Regions from separate parts of the Homo sapiens genome. Here all the other regions are linked to region 2. Evidence: chromatin loops called from intact Hi-C (ENCODE). Cell type or tissue: Caco-2. All regions are shown on one strand. Each heading gives the region's core, and the rest is flanking DNA. Links, peaks and the distances in the headings are about the cores only.

Region 1 (7,667 bases), core at 1,745-6,744, 190 kb before region 2:
GAAGCAAGAGATAACATAAGGGGACCGTAAAATCCAGAAGGGTGAATTATTTCTCTAAATGAAGGAAAATCGCTTTATCTATAAAACCGCTTATGTATACCAAAAATTTCCACAAGATATTCCATCCTGCTGTGAGCCAGAACAATTAAGATAAAGTTAGGCAAATGGTCAGTAATCTATCAGATATCCACTAGAAGTGTTTCAACAATTTAAAAGAGGTACCTCAGAATTCTAACTTACAAACTCATCTCTTGTTTTAATAATCCTTGAGTTCTCTGTTGCTGCTATTCCATTATTAGAAAAAAATGGAGTCAACTAACTTTATCAAGTCCACACTTAAGAGTCATTACATTGCTGGTGATTACCACCAATTATCATATGGCAAAGAAATGAAATCTTAAAGTATAACCACTAAGGTTTCTAGATGATCATTATCATTTCTTCATTAAACAAAATGCATAAACTAATCTTTTAAAGGGATAACACATAACACTGGATTTTAGCAAACAAAGTGAACAGAGGCAAACTTATGCTGGCACACAGTCAAGCTCCTGTGAGAGCTAATCCAAATGTGGATTTGTGGTAAAGCACAACAAAGCTTTTGGCTTCATGATTTTAAGTAAGAATACAGTAATTGAGCAGCTAGGAAAATCAGCACACACTTATGCTCTGGACCAAAAAGAACCAAATGAACCTTAAAAGCACCTCTTTGTTTCTTTCTTATCCATTTTGTTTAATTTACATGGAATTACAGTGGTAGCTCTCATGTGGTAATTTCAAGCATCTTGTCAATACCACAGATAAAATAATCATGAAGAGTTATAAACTGACCACTAAATAAGTGTGGATATCACTAGTCACAACATATATATGTGGTAGAAATCTTAGTTTATTTCTTCAGACAAATTTCTCTTATTCTAGACTATGGGGACTAGTAAATGGAGTGGGCAGGATAGAGGTAAACTAGTGCAGTTGGTCCATGCTTTAAGAAGAAAGCATGTCAGGCTGGGTGAGGTGGCTCATTCCTTTAATCCCAATCCCAGTCCTTTGGGAGACCAAAGTGGGAGGATCCTAAGGCCAGGTGTTCAAGATCATGCCTGGGCAACACAGCCTGTCTCTTAAAAAAAAAAAAAGAAATTAGCCAGGCTTAGTGGCTTGTACCTGAAGCCCTAGCTACTCCGGAGGCTGAGGTGGGAAGATCACTTGAGCCCAGGAGTTCCAGGCTGCTGTGAGCTATAATCACATCACTATCACTGCCCTCCAGCCTGGGTGACAGAGTGAGAGATCCTGTCTCAAACAAAAAAAAAAAAAAAAAAAAAAGGAAACTTGCAACAAGTTAAAAAAAACATGCAATACTACATTACAGTGATTATATTTTCAAGAATTTGATTTACCTACTTAAAGGAACACAGTTTTAGTATGAGGAACGAAAATAAATTATAAGACTATTCCTGAGGCTGTAACACGGGACTATAAAATCTATTTTAATTTTTTTTTTCTTTTTGAGACAGAGTCTCCCTCTGTTGCCCAGGCTGGAGTGCAGTGGCCCTATTACGGCTCACTGTAGCCTTGACCTCCCAGGCTCAAGCCATCCTCCCATTTCAGTCTCTCAAGTAGCTGGGGCCACATGGCTGGCTAATTTTAGTATTTTTTGTAGAGATGGGGTTTCGCCATGTTGTCCAGGCTGGTCTTGAACTCCTGGTCTCAAGCAATCCACCTGCCTCGGTCTCCCAAAGTGCTGGAATTACAGGCATAAACCACCGTGCCCGGCCTGAAATCTATTTTAAATATATCCTGAACTATTCTCAATGGACTCAAGTGGATAATTTATGTCACTGGGTAATTATGAACATCGATTCTAAAATTTTGATCTCGAAAATATCTGCATCTATTAAATGGAAAGACTCTTCTGCAAAATAGCATTTGTAATTTTTAAAAATTAGAAAATGACAAAATGTCACATTTAACAGGGCAATTTTTGTTGCCATATTTTCGAGAGGGCCTTTTTAGAAGCTGGATAAGATTAATAGGTCTAGCAAAATTTTAAAAAATGTCCTGTAGAACCTCAGAATTCTTTGCACCCCGGGAGTGGCTTGAAAACGAAATAACAGCATACGTTTATCACCATCTTGACGACATACATTGATTTGGTGCTATTATCTTTCGTTTTATCCTCTCAACTCTGTGAGGTAGGCACCATTTTCCAAGAGAGAAAAAGCAAGGTCATCTCCTCCATGAATTATAACTTGCCTAGTTTACTAGGTGGTTTTCTTTTTCCTTTAGACCTTCCCACCCTTCTTATCCAGATTATAAGCACTGCAAAGCCAAGAAACTGAATCTTGTGAACCTTGTGGCACACAGTAGGTGCTTAAGGTTGAGTAAATGAAAGAGTTTGAGGAATGTCATCCAACAAGTAAGAGAGTAGGATGGGACTAAAATGCAGGTTTTCGGGACTCTTCCCTCTTTCCATTACATCACGCTGCCTGGTCTACCACTTCAAGGTCACAATACCAAATTAGAGATTGATTAGAAAAAGAGCTCTTGCTTTCCCAACGTCCAAAACTTTAAATATCCCTACCCAAGATGAGTGGTCTCAAAATAACTTTCTCTGGAAACTTTAAACATTTGGCCAAAAAACACTTTTTAAGAATTGGGGTCAGGGTGGGTTAGACAGGAAGAGTTAAACTCTTACCGTCTGGCTTACAATCACAGCTTTGAATGAAGGGGCAGCACCAGTCACTCAAGAGATTAATTTATTACGACGTTGTTAATAGCCTTTGAGAGGGGATCCCAAAGATTGAAAACTTGGAGACAAAGTAAAAGATGCTAAATTGGGAGAGATCAGCAATTCTGAGCCTACCCCTCCACCTCTCCTGACTCCAGTTCTCCCTCCTCCCTAATATTTCTTTTGAAGTCTATTTCTCAGGATGTGATTGGGCGCCTCCCTTTCTCCTCACCATCCCCGCGTACCCACTCCATCCCATCCCCCATACGCTTAATCTCCCCAGGGTGCTGATGATCGGTATGGGTTCTGTGAAAAAAGTTAAGTTCACAACTGCGAACTGGCCCCTGTCACCAGCCTAAATGCGACCTGTCTAGGTCTAACACTCATCATCAGCCTCCCTCCCCCCATGGGAAGCGACAAGGTAGGTACCCGTTTCTTCCTTGGCCTCAGAAAGAACCGCGCTCCTCCCTTCACCTGTCCCAACCAAAGAGCAACTCGTCGTCCAGTGAGACATTCTCAGGACTTGGAGGTGGTGGCGGAAAGGTGGTGTCGGGAGAAGAACCCCAGTCCCTCCGCCCACGATTTAGGATCGGGAAACTGGTAGCGACGAGTAACTGTTGTCCTCACCACCTTTTAAGTAACAGCGAACACAGCCCAGAGGCAGGTAGGGTGGCCACAGCTTACCTGTGAGCCCCCCTCCGCCTTCCTCCCCGTAGCCCCGACGCCGCTGCAGCACGAAGTAGTCGTTGGACCTTTCCATCAGCCACAGCTTCAGCGCATTTTTCAGAAGCACTTCCTCAGGCTTCAGCCACATCGCGAACTTTGTGCCCCCCGGGAGCAGTGACCTAGATGCCCTCCTCACCTCACTCTCAACCCGTCTCTTCCCCTCTGCTTCTCCTCCCACCAAATCTTCCTCAGGCGACAGCAGCTCAGGTTCAGGTTTTCCACACTTCCCCCAACCCTCCCTTCTCTCCCACGTAGGCAGAGAGATTGCCAATTCCCTCCCACAGCGCTACCGCCAGACTGGGAAATAGTCCCGCTTCTTTACCTCTTGGGAGTTGTAGTTTCCTACGCGCTTTTCTGTGCTCAAGCGACTGGAACATGGGACTACCCTTCCCACAATACACTGGGGTGAGAATGGGTGGGGGTGCTTTCAAAGCGGGTCCCAGCCATCAGTTAAGTGTGTTTTGCCTATCTGAAGTTTAAAGCATTTTTTTGGTTCAAATAAGTGAGTCCCAGGTGTAAAGGTGTTGCTTCTTTTTATCATTTTACAGCCGAAGGCATTAAACTGTAGAAAACAAAGTTTCTGGAATTTTGGAATATCGGTTCATTCCAGGAAGTAGCAGTAGCAACAACTAACATTTAATGAGCTCTCACTATAGACTCAGGCGATCTCACGTAATCCTCACAGCAGTCTTGCGAAGTGGACATTCGTCCCCGCTTTGCACATTAATAAAGGAAAGCACTGTCGGGTGAGGCGACTTATCCAAGGTCACACAGTCAGTGATACGATTCCTTCTCTAAATCCAAAATTCATGCCTAGATTAAGCTCTTTTTGGTTATATAGGAAGAATATAAAATTTCCAGAAGCCACGCGTTTTCTTCACTCCGTGCACCGCTCCTTTCCTTCACTGTCGCCCCTATCTGTTTATTAAACTGCTGTAATGAACCACAGAAAATCTCTTGTCCAGCTTCCTATTTTGGAATCTAAACAATTTATGTGCATTTTTTTTTTTCTTAAACTCTTAAAAAAATCCCTTTGGAAGCAAACTTGATCTCTTTGTATCTTGGCAATGATGCGCAGCGGTTTGAACACTAAGGTGAATGAGGTCAATAATTTGCATGATATCGCTGTGAGGAAATATTTGACAGATGTTTTTATTTATTGCAATAACTAAGTCCACCGGAATTAAAGAGTGCATTAAAAGTGAAAAAAAGTTTAGAGGGAGGAAGGAGTTGGGAGGCCATGTATAAGCAAAGGGCTCTTGGCAAGCTGTTTTGAGAATAGAGCCTCAAAGTCATGTGGATTAAAAAAAAATGGGGTGGGGCACACGCAGATGCCAAGCCAAGGAACTCTGCCCTGGAGGAGCATCTCTGGGGTAACCTTCCAAGATGTGTGCCATCTCGAGTGAGGCAGGCGTGTGCTCCAAGCAGGGATTTTTCTTGTGAATGAGAAAAGGGGCAATCTGGGATTCTCTTCTACTAAATGGCAGTAAGTAGTCCCAAGGCAGCTATCTGGACAGTTTGGAAAGAGATAATCCTTTCAGAGTCCAGACTGCAATGTATCTTTGGGAAAAGCCATCGCAATTTGAATGTGTACTAAGGGAGGTAATTTCTTCTTCTCTTCCTGGAGAAAGATCAGTAAATGTAGCAAACGTTGAGAGATATCTTCCTTTCTTTTTACCTTTCCTTCCCCTTTTTACTTCCTTCCCCATCAAACCACATCCTTTTCCAATACCCTTAAAGGTTACAGTGTGGCAAAAGCTATCCAGAACTGGATGGCTTTTCTACCTGTTTACTCTGCAATTTCTTCCAGGTATACCCACATGCTCCCTGTTACAGGATCAGGGCCACTTTTGGCTTACAGCAGGGCGTTTAGAGAGCTCCTGCTTTAGTAAATAAACATTTCACCAATTATGTAAACATTTTTTTCTAATTAAATTACTTATGTGATCTAAATTTTTGGCTCAATAATAAACGACTTAATTTCGCACCCTTGCAAATAAAAGTATTTTCCTAGAAGCACCTTAAAAAAATAGAGCGTGCCACTCTATTCAATGTCAATATAAATTGCTTGGGGAAGGACTGGGATTGCACACTGTCTGCATTGCTGGTACAGTACTGGTGCTGTACTGGTACTGTATATGTATTATGTCATTTAATTTTCATTAATAAGCTTGCACATTTTTACATGCTTACTTTACGAATGAAGGAAAGGAGGCTCAGAGAAGTAACTTGCTTAAGATCGTATAGCTAAATAAACAGCAAAGCTGGAATTTGAACCTAGATTTGTCTGATTACAAACCATGACACTATACTGCTTATGCATATGGTCCATAGTTACCTCAAATACAATATGTTCAAAGCCAAACTTATTTTTCCAATATTCCCCCTGGTTGATGTTTCTCCTACTAGGTTTCCTAGTTCAAAGGCCACTGTTTACCAAGACACTGAAAGTAAGAACTTGGTGTTAGTCCATTGGTTGGCCAGTCTCTCTCTCTCTCTCTGACACACACACACACACACACACACACACACACTCCTCTACTTCTTTTTCAAAAGTCCATCCCATCTGCCTATTATGGCTTTAGATTAGCCTCACAACACTTTCCCGCCATATGATAATATAGCTTCCCAACTCATCTGTCTGCTTCCATTCTTGTTTTCTGACTTATCCAAGCCACATATTAACAGACCCAATAATACACCATGTAGAGATAAATAATACTTCATTTTTCTGAAGGTCAGTCTTCCAGCTGACTCAGCCTTCTAAGAGCCTCAAACACCTATAAGAAAAGGTATTTGGAAACCCCAAATAGCAATTCCAAACCCTGTGCTATGGAAAGACTGAGGCTGTCACTCAGGATTTTACTGGCTTTTTTGAAAGGAATGTCACTAGCTTAGGTTATACTTTTTTTGCAGTCTGCAGCTAGTTTAGAAGCAGTAAGATTCAAAACAGGTGGACTACTGCCAGAAGAGAGCCATTTAAAGCTTTGCTACTTAAAGTGTGGACCCCAGACCATCAACATTTGCATCACCCTGGAGCTTGCTAGAAATTATGAACCTCATACTTCCTTCTACACTTGCTGAATTGAAATGTGCATTTTAACAAGATCCCCAAGTAACTTGTAGGCACATTAACGTTTTAGTTGCACTGAGTTAAAGCAAATTAGAATTTGAAAATCAAACTCTACAACAAATTGAGGGTACTCATGTTTCCATTAAGACCCACATAGATATCTTCTTAAAAAATAGGCTATTAATGAATTTTAGATAACTGAATTGCTTTTTAAAAAGGTTTATAACAGGGGCTGGATGCGGTGGCTCACGCCTGTAATCCCAGCATTTTGGGAGGCTGAAGAGCGGGTGGATTTCTTGGGCTCAGGAGTTTGAGACCAGTCTGGGGAACATGCCAAGAGAACATGCCTGTCTCTACAAAAAGTACAAAAATTAGCCTGACATAGTGGTGTGTGCTTGTAGTCCCAGCTACTCACTAGGCTGAGGTGGAAGGATTGCTTGAGCCTGGGAGGCAGAGGTTGCAGTGAGCCGAGATTGTGCCACTGCACTCCAGCCTGGGTGACAGAGAGACGCTGTCCCCCCCCAAAAAAATGTTTATAACAGCACATGACCATTTAATTTTCTAAGGCCGTGGTTTAGATGTGGGATATCAGTTGGTATTATAACTAGAAGGGGAAATTGCCACTAATCTTCCATGCTAAATCCTATTTATCTATACTATTCTCTTAACCATCAATGTCTAGGTATGCCTATTAGTGTCCCACATTCATGAGACTGTTTATGTAGAAAAAGGTTGAGAACTAGTGGATAGTGTTTCTCAAACTGAATTTCACATTAGCTCTGACGGTAGAGGATAATGAACGTTTATCTCTCAAAGTGCCCATCATAATAATGAATTTCTTTTAAGTCTCGTGTAGTATATTTGTTTAAATTTTATATTGTTCAATGTTTAAAAATATAAAAAATTAACTCCAAACAAAAGCAATGAACAAGGTGAATAACTGAAAATTTGTTACAGCCTAACGTGATAACATTTTTCCAGACATTATAGAACTTAAATAAAATGTTTCATAAGTGAACAGAAACTAGATGTAGGTGAGGGAAGGAATCTTCCTAGCATTCCAATTGTATCTCTAAATATATTTTTACTGATTGACTTGGGAACCATGTATATTCTTATTTATAAGATAACACAACCTGGATT
Region 2 (7,667 bases), core at 1,318-6,317:
AATAATTTCAGAATGCTATGATTCTATGAAGATCATTTGCAAGGTGGTATAATAAGAATAAATGGGGGAGGAAATATTTATTTAAAAGGCACTTTTAAAATGTTTTTATTTGAGCTGAAACTGGAAGATGGGAAGAAACTTTCCAGAAAGAGGAAAAAGCAAGTGCAGGAAAAAGACTGGAGGTTTGAGGATCAAAAAGAAGGCTGGTTGCTAGAACAAAATGGTGGAGGAGGGGGGTTAGAGATTCGAGAGGTGAGTAAGGGATTCTGTAGGGCAGGGGTCAGCAAATTATACAGCCCACAAGCCAAATCTTGCCTGTTGCTTGTTTTTGTAAATGAAGTTCTATTGCAACACGGCCAGACCCATTCATTTACATACCGCTTGTGGCTGCTTTCCATATACAATGGCAAAAGTGAATGGTTGTGACAGAGATCATGTCTGGAAAGACAAAAAGATTTACTGTTTGGCTCTTTACTGAAAGTTCGCCATCCTCCGCAGTACGGCCTGCCTTCCAGACCCCGGTAGAGTTTGGGTTGCTGCCTAAATGCAATGGGAGCCACCTGAGAGATTTAGGCAGGAGGGTGTGGCACAGGCTAACTTCTATTTTTAAAAGCTATATTTGAGGTTACAATATGTGTTACCCTTCAGATAGGGTACTGACCAGGAGGAGGCATGAGGGAGACTTTTGGGGTAACAAGATACAGAAATGTTCTATATCTTAAAGGGAGGGGGGTGATGGTTACACAGGTATATGTACGTGAAAATTTATCAAGCTGTATTTTTAAAACCTTTTTTTTTTACTGTGTACAAGGTAAACTTTAATGAAAAGTTTCAAAAGCACAAACGTGTGCCATAAACAAAGTTAAGAGAAAAAGAACAGAATGAAAGAAAATAATTTGCAGTATATAGCAGACAAAATTTTAATACCCATTAGCAAAGGAATCCTATAAATTAATTAGAAAAATGTCAAAAGATGTATTTAAAAATAGTAAGATATGGGGAAATGGGCATTCTCATATGTATGTTGGTAAATGTAAATTAGTACAACCTTTTCAGAAGATGATCTGTCTATATCCACAAAATTAAAAAAATTAAATACCTTTTAAGCCAGCAATTTCGCCAGAGGAAGCCGTTCAACAGCAATGCTTGAACATAGTAAACAAAAATATGTGTACATTCTAATGATGCTTATCATTGTATGTAATACTAAAACACTAATAAGTGCCTAAAACTACAAATTACCTATTCACATGGGCATGATTATAGAAATTATGGCACACCCATGCTATGGAATATTGTATGTACAGATGTACATGAAAGATGCCTGAGATGTGTTCAGTGGAAATAGCAAATCACACAATGCGACATTAATTCCTTTTTTTTAAAAAAATACACAACAAACTGCTGACAATTTGAGATTTTTAGAAGAAAGGTGAAGGCACTAGGGAAGGTGAAAGAGGTCTTTCACTTCTCCCTAATATTTTATTATTAACAATTTGAAACATATAGCAAAACTGAATAAATTTTACAGTGAACATCAATATGCCCACTTCCTAGATTTTATCACTAACATTTTACTATACTTTGGTGGTATATTTCTAACACAATATACTTTCAAATATACAGATTGGGTTTTATTTTGGCATACAGACATTGCCTTTTGTATTATAAATATGGTTTTAATGAATGAATAGATATTACGACAAAATACATTTTACAAAGTATTAATCCCCTCAACTTTTCTTGTAGGGCACCAGTTTTTCATTTACATATTCAATTCTAAAAATTAAAGTGATCAACATTTAGAGTAGTAATGCACTACTGCCTTATTTCACACTTGAGATAAAATCACTCCATTTTTTCATCCCTGAAATAGCTATCTTGCTTTTTAAAATTTAGTTATTTAAAATATCCTTACCTACACATTTCTATAACATCTTTTTTCCTTACAACTGGATGTGACTATAATTGCATGGTTTTTGAGCTAGTTATTCTTTTACTTTCAAGTTTGTTGCTCTTACACGTCACAGTAAGATTATCCGTGATTTAGCATTGTGACAACATTGTAAAAGGGACTGAAAAGCAGTAATGTAGAAAATTATAGTCTTTCTCCTTCCAGTACTTTCTCTTATTTTATTTTTTGCATTTTATTTCTTTCCCCATTTCAAACGTGTTCATGCCTACAGTACTATCATTCCCCTTAATTTCATCTGTTAGAGAAAAAAAACGTATTTTAGAGCAGTTGCTGATGGCAAGCTAGTGTTTTCAAGCTAACTTCCTACTTCTGATACAGAAAAATTGAAGTTCCCAGATCAGTACTCTTTGTGGTGAGTAATAAGAAACAAGAAAATGAGAATGTCAAGCCTTCCCATAAAAATCACACCGTTAAAAGGTGATATTTACATAACTGTTACACGGCGTTTCAATCAATGTAAAGTATTAAGGAATACATCACGGAGCATCCTTTTTGAATGAAGATTAAAACATGCAAACCCGCAAATTTTTACAACCTTTATGCTAAATTCAAATCTATAAGCTCTTCAACCGACACAACGTACTATTTCCACAACTGGATTGGGAATAAAACTAAGATTAATTCCACCACAATCAAACATGTAACGAACGTATGAGGAATACTGACTCCCACATCAGTACGTTTGCCAGACTGAATTTTAAGATGTAGTCAAACACACTTCCTGAATTGGCCACTTTTGCAATCAAAGAAACAAACAAACAAAAAACACCAACAAAAACCACTGGCTGTGCAAATTTCATTGAGCATCCCTTGGTCATTTAAGAAAACTTGTCTACCTACCACTCCTGGCTTGTAATTAACAATACAAAAGCATTTTCATTTCCTTTCCCGTTCACGCAAGCTCCTGAAAACTATTTTTTTTAAAACCCTCTGCCGTTCTTTCCAAACACTTACCGCTAAAGTTGTGTTCCTCAGGTTGCTTGTCTGTTAACCAGATATCTCCATAGGGATCTTCGTTATTCCACAGCGCCAGGTAATGACTCTTCCCGCCTCTTAAAGGCCTCTCTGGTTTCTCCTGGTGCGCTCTATTTCTGAAGGGAGTTTCTAAAGAAATACTGTCTGAAGTCTCCCCACAGTGGACGTTATCTATGCACAGGATCCCCTGGCCTATCCTTTTCTCATTGTAAAGACATGAGACCCTGGAAATTCTCATTTGAATGCCAACTTTAAGAATATTTTGATATACGAGAGAGTTCAAGCTGGGGTCCAGGTAGCACTTCTCCTGGTACACCCCATCTGAGATCGTCACATCATAGCAATAAAGGGGAGGCTTGGGCACCGTGTCGCGTGGCTCATCCTCTAACAGGTACCTCTGGACGGCCAGCACAGTTACAGGCACCACCTCCGAGGGGGTGACACACTGGCGAGGTGAGTCCATAATCTGCTCAAGAACCTTTTGGATCCAGGACCTGGGCCCTTGGGAACCAGCTCTTCGGATCACCCCTCCCGGGACCCCAGCCCGATTCCTCTCAGGGTTCGGCCAATCTAGCCCTGCATGTGAGGGACCAGCCTCAGGCTGTCCTGACTCACCAGACATTGTTGGATAACTGCGTACCCGCTTCACTCCCAAAAGCTAGTTTGCCCCGTCCAAAGCGGAGAGAAATAAAACCGCGCGCTTTGGCGACGATCGCTACTCTGCCCCTGCTGACAGGCAAGACTCCGCCCCGTAGCGAGGCTGCAAAGACTTTACGCGTGCGCGCGCCAGCTCTCCCACCCCGCCCCTCGCTCCGAGCGCTTCCGACTCGAGACACTGTTACTAGGCAGTCACACGCGCGAGTTACGTAGCAGGTCGTCCGACCTTGTGCCCGCCGGGTTGCCGTCTGGGGGAGGGATGACAGGGGAAGGGGAGGGGGAATCGGTGGTTGTCATGGTTCTCAAAGAGGGAGGGGGAGAGCGCTTGTGGTCCCCTGGAAAGGAGGATGCCTAGAGGCAAGGGAAAAGAGAAAGTGGCAAGAATCAGGGTGCAGAGTCAAAGCTCAGGGATTTGGGGGTTTGGGCTTTGGGCCAGGAACAGAAAGTAATTTAGAGTTGGTTAACATATGTTAATGTTATAACATGGGTTTCCTGTAGTATGAACAAAACCAGATAATTTATGCAGAGCCTCCAGGACAGACTCTAGCACAAAAAGTCCTCAGTAAACATTAGCTGCTATTGCGATTAGCATTAGCATAATTATCTGTAGTGGCTCCCTGAGTGTAGGGTGGGTGAATTAGTGTTTAAGTGCAAATGAAAATAGAAAACTAGAACTGGCTTGTAAAGGGCTGCCTTTAGATTAGACTTCTTAAAATGCAGCTAGTTTTAATATAATACCTGGCCTAATATACATCTAGGGTAGAGATTTCAGAAACTTTGTTTAATGTTTGTTTGTTTAATGCAAGGCATATATCAGGAACGAATGTAAAGTGAAAAAGCTGATAAGAATAGTAAAAATTAAGGATAAAATATTTAATAGATGTACTTAGATCCAGTATACATAGAAGGGAGTAATTGTTCTAAGAATACTTTTTAAGATGGTTATGAGCTGATTTTGTTTATACTAATTTCCTTTGGCTCTCTATTTTATCATTCTTTATTCACTATTTATGAAGTCTCTATATGAGGTAGGCACTGTTTTAGGCCACTGGGGATAACTGTAGTCAGGGTCCTTCCCTCAAGTTTCTTCTCATTGCTTGGGCTAAAGAGCCCTGCCGTTATTAATACTTAACTAATTTACTCATTCTATACAGATTTCTTGAGTGTCTGGTCTGGGCAGGGTATAGCCTTGCTAGGGAGACCAAAAAACATAGTAAGGGGAAATAAAGTGGAGGGAACAGGAGTTAATATTTTATAAAAAGTATGATTACAGAAAGGTTCTCTAGTAAGAGACTGAACAGAACAGAGATGTGCAGGAAGTGAGGAAGTGAGCTATGTGGATATCTAGGGGAATGGCACTTGAATCAGAGAAAACAAGAAGAATAAATTCCATGAGACAGAAGCATACTTGATATTTTCAAGGAAATGCATAAGCCAATCAGCCGCAGTGGAGGGGCGAGGGGGAGAGTGGTAGGAGGTGAGGTCAGAGAGGTAGCAGGGTTTCTTCTATTATGAGCAAAGGAGTGACATGACACTTAGTCTTGAACCCCACTTCCTTCATGATGCCTCCCCTCACCAATTCAGTCTAGGATAATCTTTCTCTTCTCTGTATCACCTTGTATCACTCATTTGATACTTATCATCTAATACTTGCAGTTAAAAAAAAAAAACTTAATGTATGCGTAACTCAGAGTTTCTCAACATGGGCACTCTTGATTCTTTGGGCCAGAAAGTTTTTTGTTGTGGGCTGTCTTGTGCACTGTAGGATGCTTAGCAGCATCTCTGGCCTCTACCCATTAGATACCTGTAGCACCTCCCCCTCCAGTTGTGAGAACCAGAAATATCTCCAGACATTGCCAAATGTCCCCTGGGGTAGCAAAGTCGCTACAAGTTGGAACACCCGATTATGATCTGCATTAACTAGATCTTAAACTTTTCGAAAGCAGAAACTGATTTGTTCTTTCACTACTGCTATGCATAAAAGGCACTCAAATATTTTAAATAAGTAAAACATATAATTCCCAGTGCCTCTCTACCAAAGGGAATATACAAGTGTGGCTTTCCATAAACAAACAAATGCAATATACAAAAATCCAAATTTACCAAACATAAAATAAGTTGCCTGAGTGTAGGTACTTTGTTATGTAAACTGCAGAATCTCCAGTGGCAAAATAAGTATCTAGCATATAGTAGGTACTCAATAGTTTTGTTGAATGAATAAATGAAATTATGGATTTGTATTGCATTTACTGTAGGGGTCATTAAATGTCGACTATCTCTGTTGTTTATCAAAGGAGAATGTGTTTGAAATATTTCAAATCTATTCCATCAGCAGCCCCTAAACTATATATGCTCAGTGAAATTTATGACTAATAGTATTGTCTCATCACATTCTGTGTCCTTCCAGCTAATTCATGAAAGATGGATATTAGCAGTGGTGCTTAGTATTTGGATAATTACTGGAATTGGGAAGAAATAGCACTAATGTTTAGTTTTACACTACTACTAACAACGATGTATGGTGACTGTGGGCACACATTTGGAGACTTATATTGCTCTACTGACAATCTGCTGATAGTGTGCAGCTCCCCAAGAATTAATTTGCCTACTTGAGTAGTGGTCACACCTGTGAAAGTATGAATGCTCTCTGATTTGGCGTTACTAAGCACCTGTTTTAGGATCAATTTCACAATAATAGAAAAAGTAAAGGATATGACCTTCAAAGCCAGTAATGAGTATTATTAAGGTTATTGATCTTTTTCTCCTCTCAGATCTGGAAGGTTTATTACAGTGCCTTCCAGGGTTTAAAATGGTAAAAGTAGGCAAAACAGAATTTTATAAAATGGAATGTTCTAAGATATTCAAAACACCTTAAATACATTATGAAATGTATTTTGGTTGTCCACTAAATTTGGTGCAGCTATAAGCCACATTGATTTTCTTCATCTTTAAAATTGAACTAATAAAAGTAGTCATAGTTGTTGAAAAAATTAAGTTAGTTCATATGGGCAAAGTGCTTAAAACAATACCTGGCACATAGTAAGAGCTCAATAATTACTAGCTATTGTTACTATTATTCTAAAAGGAAGATAAAGACATAACATAAAATGATAGAATGCTAGAACTATAGGGAGCCATTAGATGCCCACAGTTGTGTTCTTCAGACTGTGGATTGTGAAACATTAATGAGGCTATGAAGTCAATTTATTGGGTCACAACTAGCAATTAAAAATACGTAAAAATAACAGCACAGAAAATATCAGGGTACATCACACATAGTAAGGGTAAGAATTGCTTTGTAAAATTTTTGTGTTAGATTTGATGTATGTATATGTGCATACTGGGTTGTGATGTAAACTGTATTTCTTACTATAGGTTTGGCCAAAATGTTTAAAAACAACTTCTATAGCTCAACTATCTTTTATTATAAATGAAGAAACTCAGGCCTAGAAAGGGGGATGAACATGAACAAGATAACAGTGTGATAAGTGGCAGAGCATAAGGCTTTCCCTGATGTTAGGTAGGACAGATCCTGCATTATCTTCCAAACATTTCAATTTTTTTGTTTGAAGAACCTTGTTTTTTTCTATCATCACATTCACTTAACAGTCCTTTCATTCATTTGCCTAGATAGGCAAATTAGCATAATTCTCCAGCCTTGGACATTGGAGGTACACATACAGGTTCATCAAATTCATAAGATTATGAGAGTGTGGGTGGAGTTGTGGGGGAGGAAGGAAAAGAAGTGGCATGACTAGTTGGTGCTAAAAGGATGTGGAGAGTTCGGCTGCTATCTCAAAGAGTATTTAGGTAAGCTCTCCAAACATCACCACGGTAACAAGAGAGGGCCTGAGGGTGGCTGCCTGGCAACGAGAGCACTACAACCTCCAGCGCAGTGCTGCCCTTTTCCAACATCTTTCCCTTTTAAGGCTGCTCTTGATGATTTTATTAACTAAATTGCCGCTATATACAAGGATAGATCTGTATAGCTTATAATACCCCATAGCTCATCGGAATCAAGGTTGCTCCTATGTTATCTTTCTATCAGATGTCGAATGAG
Region 3 (7,667 bases), core at 1,745-6,744, 130 kb after region 2:
ATATATAACTTGAAGAGGTCTCCTATGTCAAAATCAGGGACCTCATGAAAAACAGTAACCGTAAGACTTGGATTAGGGAGATTTGCATGGAAGAGCCTGAGAATCTTGAACTACCAGATTCCCCTTAATCTTTCAGATCAGCAGCAGTTCCCCTACACCTGCCCCTCTGACTTGCTAGAGGAGAGCAACCTCCTCAGACTTGGAGACCCTGAAAATACATTACCAACACAGGAGATTTACATAAGGGCACATTCAACATCTGCACTCTCATTGCAACCAAACCAATTAGCATTATAGGCAGAGCTGGGAAGTAAAGTCCCTGCTCTTGGAGGAAAGATGTTACAACCAAAAGAAATGGAAAACCTGGCTCAAATATACTGGCACAAACCCTGGGAACATATGTGGGAGTAGATCTTGAGGCTTTGAATGGGAATCAGGGAGAATAAAGGAGAATTACTGACATGACATGACACCCAGCAGAACCATTATATGATTACTCTCTCCTAGAAGAAAATGACTGGCTGGTTAACTGCTTGCTATAGAAAGGTGCTAAACCCTTGGCTCTGGTTGCTCAGCTGTGGTGCAACCCAGTGTTTATAGCCCACCTGCTCTTTCCAGGTTGCATAGTGGAAGTTGGAGACAGGTAAATTGGTGCTACCAGGCTGATATTCCTGCTGTTTGATGTGCTGTAAATAATAAATTGTTTTGCTCTGAGCCATTAAATGTTGTTGTCTTCTTTTGGCACTTGTGGAGTGTGGCAAACTGATATGCTTGCTTACTTAATCATTTCCTTTGGAGTCTAGCTACTCCATGCCATCCTATATGAATGAGTTTCTGCAAGGATTGGCATAGGAAGCAAGGTGCCAATATAGACAATGACTTTTTGAAAGAGAAAAGGCAGGGGACCTATGGGACAATTCAGGGATGTAAGGAAGCTCCCTGGGAGATAGGAGGGATTGTGTCTGCCCAAATAGTAAATTAAGGGGAAGGTAAATGGTCTGCTTTTTGAACATGAGGTGAGTTGATGAATAGACACTGAGTGTAAGAGGTCAGATTACAATAAACTATTCAAAAGGCATCCTCTTCTACAGAGTAGGGGACAAAGGAAACACCTCTGATTCCTGTCAAAGAGAAAAGCACAACTTTCCCCCATTTGAAAACCACGATTACTATTCCTGTAACTGCAATATAACCCCATGCAGAGTAGTAAGATGCACCCAAGAGGCAAAGGAGGGAAACCTGATAAAACTTCTGTCCAAAGAGTGGGGTGCTGTTAGAGATTCAGTTGGTGCGTCTCGTGCTGAAAGAAGAACGGTTATGCTTTACAGAGTGAATGGTAGCAAGCAGGCCTTCTCACATATGATTCATACAGACTCTTCAGTCAGGGCAGAATCATGTCACAAACCATGGCTTTGCTGGTTTCAATTTCTATTTCAATGACGATATTATGTTGAACCTGGGGAGAATACCAAGGAGGAAGTTGTTCAAAACATGATGGTTGTAGCTGCTCCAGAATGACTGTACCATGGGCAGAATGCTAATTTTGATAACGAGCCTTTCATCCAGAGAATGCCTGATAAGTGTTTATTCTCTGCCTCCCTAAAGTGAAAGTGGATGACTAACTTTGTTGTTAGTACCTCGAGACCCTGTGCAGGTGGCTATGATTGTAGGTTGAAAAATGCCTAAGAGAAAGACAGACCCATCCTCATCTAAGCAAAATTTCTGTAATCTGAGATAAAATAAAGAACAGTGGGAAAAAGAATAAATCCCCTACAAAGGAACCTAGCCATAAGTCAATATAGATTTGGCTGTAAAACAGAGTTTCTCAAAGAAGAGATTAATGGGTTGAGCACTGAAGCAACTGGGTCCAGATAGGAGCTATAGGCATAGGGAGAAGGGGCACAAACAGGCAGTTGTTTATCCGGTTGAAACTTAAAGTGCCTCAGTGGGGACAGATTTCTCCATGGAGATCAATATCTCTTTATAGGAGGAAGTAAGAAGCCATTTCTAGTTAGCTGGATAGAAATGTTGGTAGTCTGGGTACCCCATTTGTGGGTTCCGTCTTTATAGGAGGAAGCAAGAAGCCAGTTGGCTACCATAGAATGATAGTCAACTGGCTTCTCACTTCCTCATTATTATCCTATAGTAGCCAACTGGCTATCATTCCTTCAGCATTTCCACTGCTGGACCCTAAGCCCATGTATCGTGATCTGAAGAAGGGGGACTAAGCGTGAGGTCAAGGTCTTTCTGTCCCCAGTGGGGCCCAGAGGTCATATGCCTCTGCAAGGGTACAATGTGGCATGGGGTAAAGGTAGGAGATGAGAAATTTTGTGGCTTGTTTGGATACCAGTGCTTAAATAACTCTCTTATCAGATTCTGTTGAGGGACAAGTGCTACCAGTGAATTGGCTGAATTTGGCGATGTAGTGAAACAGAAAAGGGGATTAACTGTAACCATCTGGGTGTGGTCACTTAGACTCCCACTACTGCTGTTACTCTTACTGCTTGATGTATAATTGCTATTGCTGTTTTACATGCATTTACTGTGAGTACTCATAGAGTCTAAGAAGGGGGATTCTCCCACTTGTGAAAAAGAGCATCTTGCAATATGATGATAGTGAGAAGATTACACCAAAACCACCAACTAGACTTCCAGTTCTCTCCTGTATTACACTACACAAATAATATAGAATTCCAGGAGATGAGAAAGTAATCAAGGCCTTAATGAAGGACTTAAAGACAGTAGGAGTGTTGAAAGCTTTTATATCTTGACAATGGCCCTGAGTGTCTAGTGAAACAGGTGAATGGGAGGTGGAGGCTTATTGCCAGCTGAATTTAGCCATTGTCCCTGTAGCTCCCACACAATTACTATGCTATATCTGGAGAAGCTATATTTTCTTGGTGTTTGCCATCAGTGAGCGTGCAGATGTATGGAATAAGTTCTTTTTCCTTTCTTGGATAACTTGATTCCAATATATTGATGATATTGTGCTGGTAAGCCCCAGTAAAGAACAAGTGGTAATGGCTGTTTGCTGACTTGCATGAAAGCCAAGGGGTGGCTCATTACTCCTAATAAAATATAGAGACCAACCACCCAAGTCAAATTATTGAGAGCCATGTGGGCTAAGGCTCAAATATCAATCTCTAAGATATAAAAGGGAAAGTTACTTGCATTTTGACTCACCACTACCTAAAAAGGAGCCCAGAAGTTAATTTGACTGTTTGGATATTCGAGACATTATGTGCCTCATCCAGACAGTTTGTTGCACCTTATGTATGTGTTGAGCAGAAAATCTAGAAAATTTAACTGGTTATGGTAATAACAGGTAGGCTAGGGCAGTGACATGGGCCTGTAAAACCCCAAGGGTCCCTTGTAACTACAAGTATCTGCTACTGATGACTATGCTGTGTTGAGCTTCTACCAAAGAGAGACTGCTTCCACCTGTATGTGCCCGTCGAGTTCCCTGACCAGGCCACCCATCACACTCCATTTGGGAAATAACTAACTGGCCTTCTAATGGGAAGTTGTGGAGAATGAGAACCTTATTCTGGAATGCCAGGTAACATTTTGCCCAGACACCTCCATCTTGGGTTTGTTCATTCAGATGCTTACAATAAAGTCAGAAAGGCCCAACAGTCTTCTTTTATTAAATGGAAATATTATATTTAAGAGAGAGGCAGATCTGGTCCCACAACTGTGTCCTCCATATACAAAAAGGTTACATACCTTTAGAGGCTTTTGAACCTCCCCTTGCTCATTCACAAGGGAAGCCTTTTGCTATCTGGTGATCACACTTCCAAATCCCCAAGGATGATTGACCTTGGATTACTGATGGCTTAGCTGAAGTAAAAGCTAATGGTCTCACTGGGTATTGGCAGTAATTAAGCCCCAAGGACAGCCCTGGAAGACCTCCTGCAGTGAGGGCCAGTCAGCACAATTGGCTGATTTGAATACTGCCATCCTTGTCCTATATAATACTCATAGAGAAATGGCATATTGTATTTTCACTGACACTTGGGTTAGTGTCAGTGAAAACAGCTCAGCTGTCTGTTTGAATTCATGGAGAATGACTACTGGTATATAAAAGGCACCCCTCTATTGGGCCAGGAACTCTGGAAAGCTATATCTGCAGCCAGACAGAACATTTATGTAATCCATGTGAATGCCAAAGGAAAGCATCCATACTCAGAAAAGCCTAAATCAAACAATGTGGCCAATTGCATGTGCATAGCAATGCTATCTGTATTCATCATAGGACTGGGCAAGTGACTATTCCACCATAATCCAATGGGCTTAAAAGAATTCCATCTGTGTCATCTGTCAGTAGGTGACACAACTTTGAGCCTTGACCATTCCTGAGGGTCTACTTCCATTCTCTGCTGCCACCTTGTGGCTATTTCTGGTATCTAACAGCCATTGAAATCTATTCCAGTTGGAAGAGCCTGCTACGGAACTGAAATTGATTGGACATTTTATAGGAATTGATACAGATGTTGTCCTCAAAAGCTACAAAGCAGTGGTCTGCAAAATAAAATGTGTTGGAAACCTCAAAAAAAAAGAGAAATCTATTCCAGCTATGAAGTTGCCATTCCTGTGTGAGTTGCAGATTCTGGGAATACCATGGTAATACTTGAGTCTGAGTTCTACTGTTTCTGCCACTTACAGTCTTCCAAAGCACAGTGTTCAAGCTTAAGGAGACCCAACAGTGCACTGATGGGGATGTCATTCGCCATGCATCCCATGCCCCTTTTCATGCTCAGGCTGCTGGCATCATCAAGAGGTGGAGTAAATTTTCAAAACCTTGACTGTAAAATATTTCTAGGCAAGCTATGTTGCCAGAATTGTGGACTACACATCATAGTCAGACTGTATGGTTATTATCTGAGGCTTCTCTCTGTAAGAAATATTTATCTTTGAATGGTTGTGTGAATGTCAAGAGAGAAGGGGTCAGAGAACAAGGAGACCAGCCTTCTAGATCAGGGATTCTACACTGACAATCTCCAACCATTCCTCTTTTTTTCACCTTAGACAACAAAGTGAGATAGACTCCAACCTATTGTTCCTGCTATCACCTAGCTTCTGTCATTGGGCATGGGATGTCACAGATCACAAGGATAATGATCCGTTGGTAGAATTTCTGAAGCTTGGATTTACCACTGCAGTGGCTCACTCAAGCAGCAATAGATGATACTAGATCATTGAATAGATAATAATATATCACTGAAATTCCTACTATTGTACCATAGCCCACATAACCCCTGGCACATCTGGATGGGTCTGGGAGCAAGTGGGAGATGGATGGGTGAATAGACAAGGTACTGACTACTGGATTAGGACCAACAGATTGTGTGGCCATGGAGGGAGAGCAACAACCTCATCGCCTGGGGGAAAGTAACAACCTCAGTATATGCGGTCTTTAGACCTTGGAAGGTATGGGAATGGGGGAAGCAATCAATGTTCTATGTCCCCTGGATTCAGTACTACTGCTTGGCAAACATCTCCATGGTCCATCTGAGTGAAGTGGTAGCCGCAGCTGACTAACTCACATTGAGGTCCATCTTTCTCATCCACATGCTAAAAAGCTGAAAATCTCCCATAGCCACGGCTATCAAACTTGGATCCCTTCATGCATGTACAAACACTCTGACCAGTGCAATCTTGTTTATGTGTGACCGGTACTAATCCACATGATTCTTCTGACACACCAATGGCCTATGCCATGTATGGCTATCAAAACTGTGTCTACTCAGTGACGTCACCCATGTGATTTTACCAAAACAATACAAAACCAAGTATAAGAAGCCTCTTCAGGTTATATGCTTGTATGTATTAGAGAGGGGGCCACAGAACATTTCCACTGGGGGTAGTGGTGATTTTTTAGCTCATGTATGGCTCCCAGTAATCACTGAAGGTGATACCACCCATTTTATCCCTTGTTGGAACACTGGATAAAGAGGGCTGTCCTAGCTGGGGGGTACTTTTACTCCTGGTTCTATGCCCCGGCATCAGTGTCCATGCCCCAGAGACAATGATCAGGTACCAATCATTATCTTTAGCAACCATAGCCAATGAGATGCCACAAACTCTATAACATCAGCTAATCAGTCTAAACTTTTTTGTATAGGTTTTAATGAATAATAGACTGGCCTTAGACTACATTCAGGCTCACCAGGGAGTAGTATTTATGTTCATCAGCATCTCCTTTGTGTTTGTCTTCATTCTATTGTTCAGGTAAAGCAGCTCAGCTAATGTATCAGCTCAGGTGCAACACTTTGAGCAGCTAGGGCACTTTCCTCCAGGATCTGAAATAAAAACTGATATTTGATGCTGTGGCCTCCAAATCTAGAGTATGTGAATCTGGGAACCAAGGAGTAAAACATCAGACTGGCTCTTTATATATGTGTGTGTATATATATTACTTTAAGTTCTAGGGTACGTGTGCACAACGTGCAGGTTTGTTACATATGTATACATGTGCCATGTTGGTGTGCCGCACCCATTAACTCGTCATTTACATTAGGTATATCTCCTAATGCTATCCCTCCCCCCTCCCCTCACCCCACAACAGGCCCCAGTGTGTGATGTTCCCCTTCCTGGGTCCAAGTGTTCTCATTGTTCAGTTCCCACCTATGAGTGAGAACATGCGGTGTTTGGTTTTTTGTCCTTGCGATAGTTTGCTGAGAATGATGGTTTCCAGCTTCATCCATGTCCCTACAAAGGACATGAACTCATCCCTTTTATGGCTGCGAAGCATTCCATGGTGTATATGTACCACATTTTCTTAATCCAGTCTATCATTGTTGGACATTTGGGTTGGTTCCAAGTCTTTGCTATTGTGAGTAGTGCCGCAATAAACATACGTGGCCATGTGTCTTTATAGCAGCATGATACAAAGGAGTCTGATTCCATTTTTGAATATTTGAATGCTGAGAGCTTTTAAACCTCAACCCCCCTTCTTCCCCTCCACCCCATATCTGGGCAAACTGATAAAAAGTCCTGGGTAATTTCTCCTTGGGCACTAGCAGGAGGTTCAAACCATGCAAGTCCATACTTGTGCAATTGGAACCCTCATCATGACCCCTCTCCCTAACCACAACAAAAACCTGAAGTCAGTCTTCTTTTTCCACTTTCTCAAGCCATTTTCAGATCATCGTGGGAAGCCTGCCCTTCTCTCCTCTGAAAGCATTTATTATGTAAGTAATAAATCATACCTTCTTGCTTTGTGTAAGATGTTATCAGTCTTGACATCTGAATTAAATTTTAGGTGGGGATTGTAGGGAGAATTCTTACCCAGCGTAATGCCTACGTGGTGTAGGTAAATTTCTACCTTGCCTTAAACTCTGCTTATCTTTAAGACACAGAATGCCTGAGGTCAGAAGTTCCCTTTTGTGACCAAATGGGCTAAGACGGTGGGATCCAAGATGGAAGCTCAACCTCTGAAGAACCTCTAGGTTCATTATAGTCTAATTTCCATGCTAAATAACACACCCACCAACATCATGACCATTGACAGTCTTCATGACAACAACTGGAAGAAACCATAGAAGGACAAAACAGAAGGTGGTACTCCGGTTTTGAGAAGTTTTCTGCCCATTACCGGAAAAGACATGAATATTCCTCCCCTTGCTTTTAATGCCCAACCCATTCATTAAAGATATCCTATATCT

What was found. A loop is a pair of places that touch in the nucleus more often than their neighbours do. Peaks named below come from ENCODE experiments on the same cell type or tissue, not always from the same donor. Only the 100,000 strongest peaks of a DNase experiment are listed, where the experiment ranks them.
Region 1: a loop joins it to region 2, with 5 times the contacts of the local background. A loop is called at or near these places in 15 of 110 quality-filtered maps.
Region 3: a loop joins it to region 2, with 11 times the contacts of the local background. A loop is called at or near these places in 30 of 110 quality-filtered maps.

What each region holds. Positions count from the first base shown.
Region 1 is chrX:106,798,726-106,806,392 of GRCh38, reverse strand. TBC1D8B (TBC1 domain family member 8B) reads right to left here and starts at 3,720. Exons shown (of 21, transcript NM_017752.3): 1 at 3,410-3,720. The coding sequence starts at 3,539. In Caco-2, for the core only: no CTCF peak of the experiment used is centred there; a DNase peak (open chromatin) is centred at 3,762; H3K4me3 peaks cover 2,050 bases.
Region 2 is chrX:106,607,986-106,615,652 of GRCh38, reverse strand. It overlaps RADX (RPA1 related single stranded DNA binding protein, X-linked), which reads right to left and starts at 3,675. Exons shown (of 14, transcript NM_018015.6): 1 at 2,930-3,675. The coding sequence starts at 3,572. RefSeq lists enhancers at 3,111-3,450, 3,491-3,680. In Caco-2, for the core only: no CTCF peak of the experiment used is centred there; a DNase peak (open chromatin) is centred at 3,782; H3K4me3 peaks cover 1,819 bases.
Region 3 is chrX:106,478,191-106,485,857 of GRCh38, reverse strand. No RefSeq gene overlaps it. Among named protein-coding and RNA genes, the nearest start is that of RADX, 130 kb to the left of the region's middle. RefSeq lists an enhancer at 1,276-1,545. In Caco-2, for the core only: a CTCF peak has its summit at 4,376 (motif pointing left); no DNase peak of the experiment used is centred there.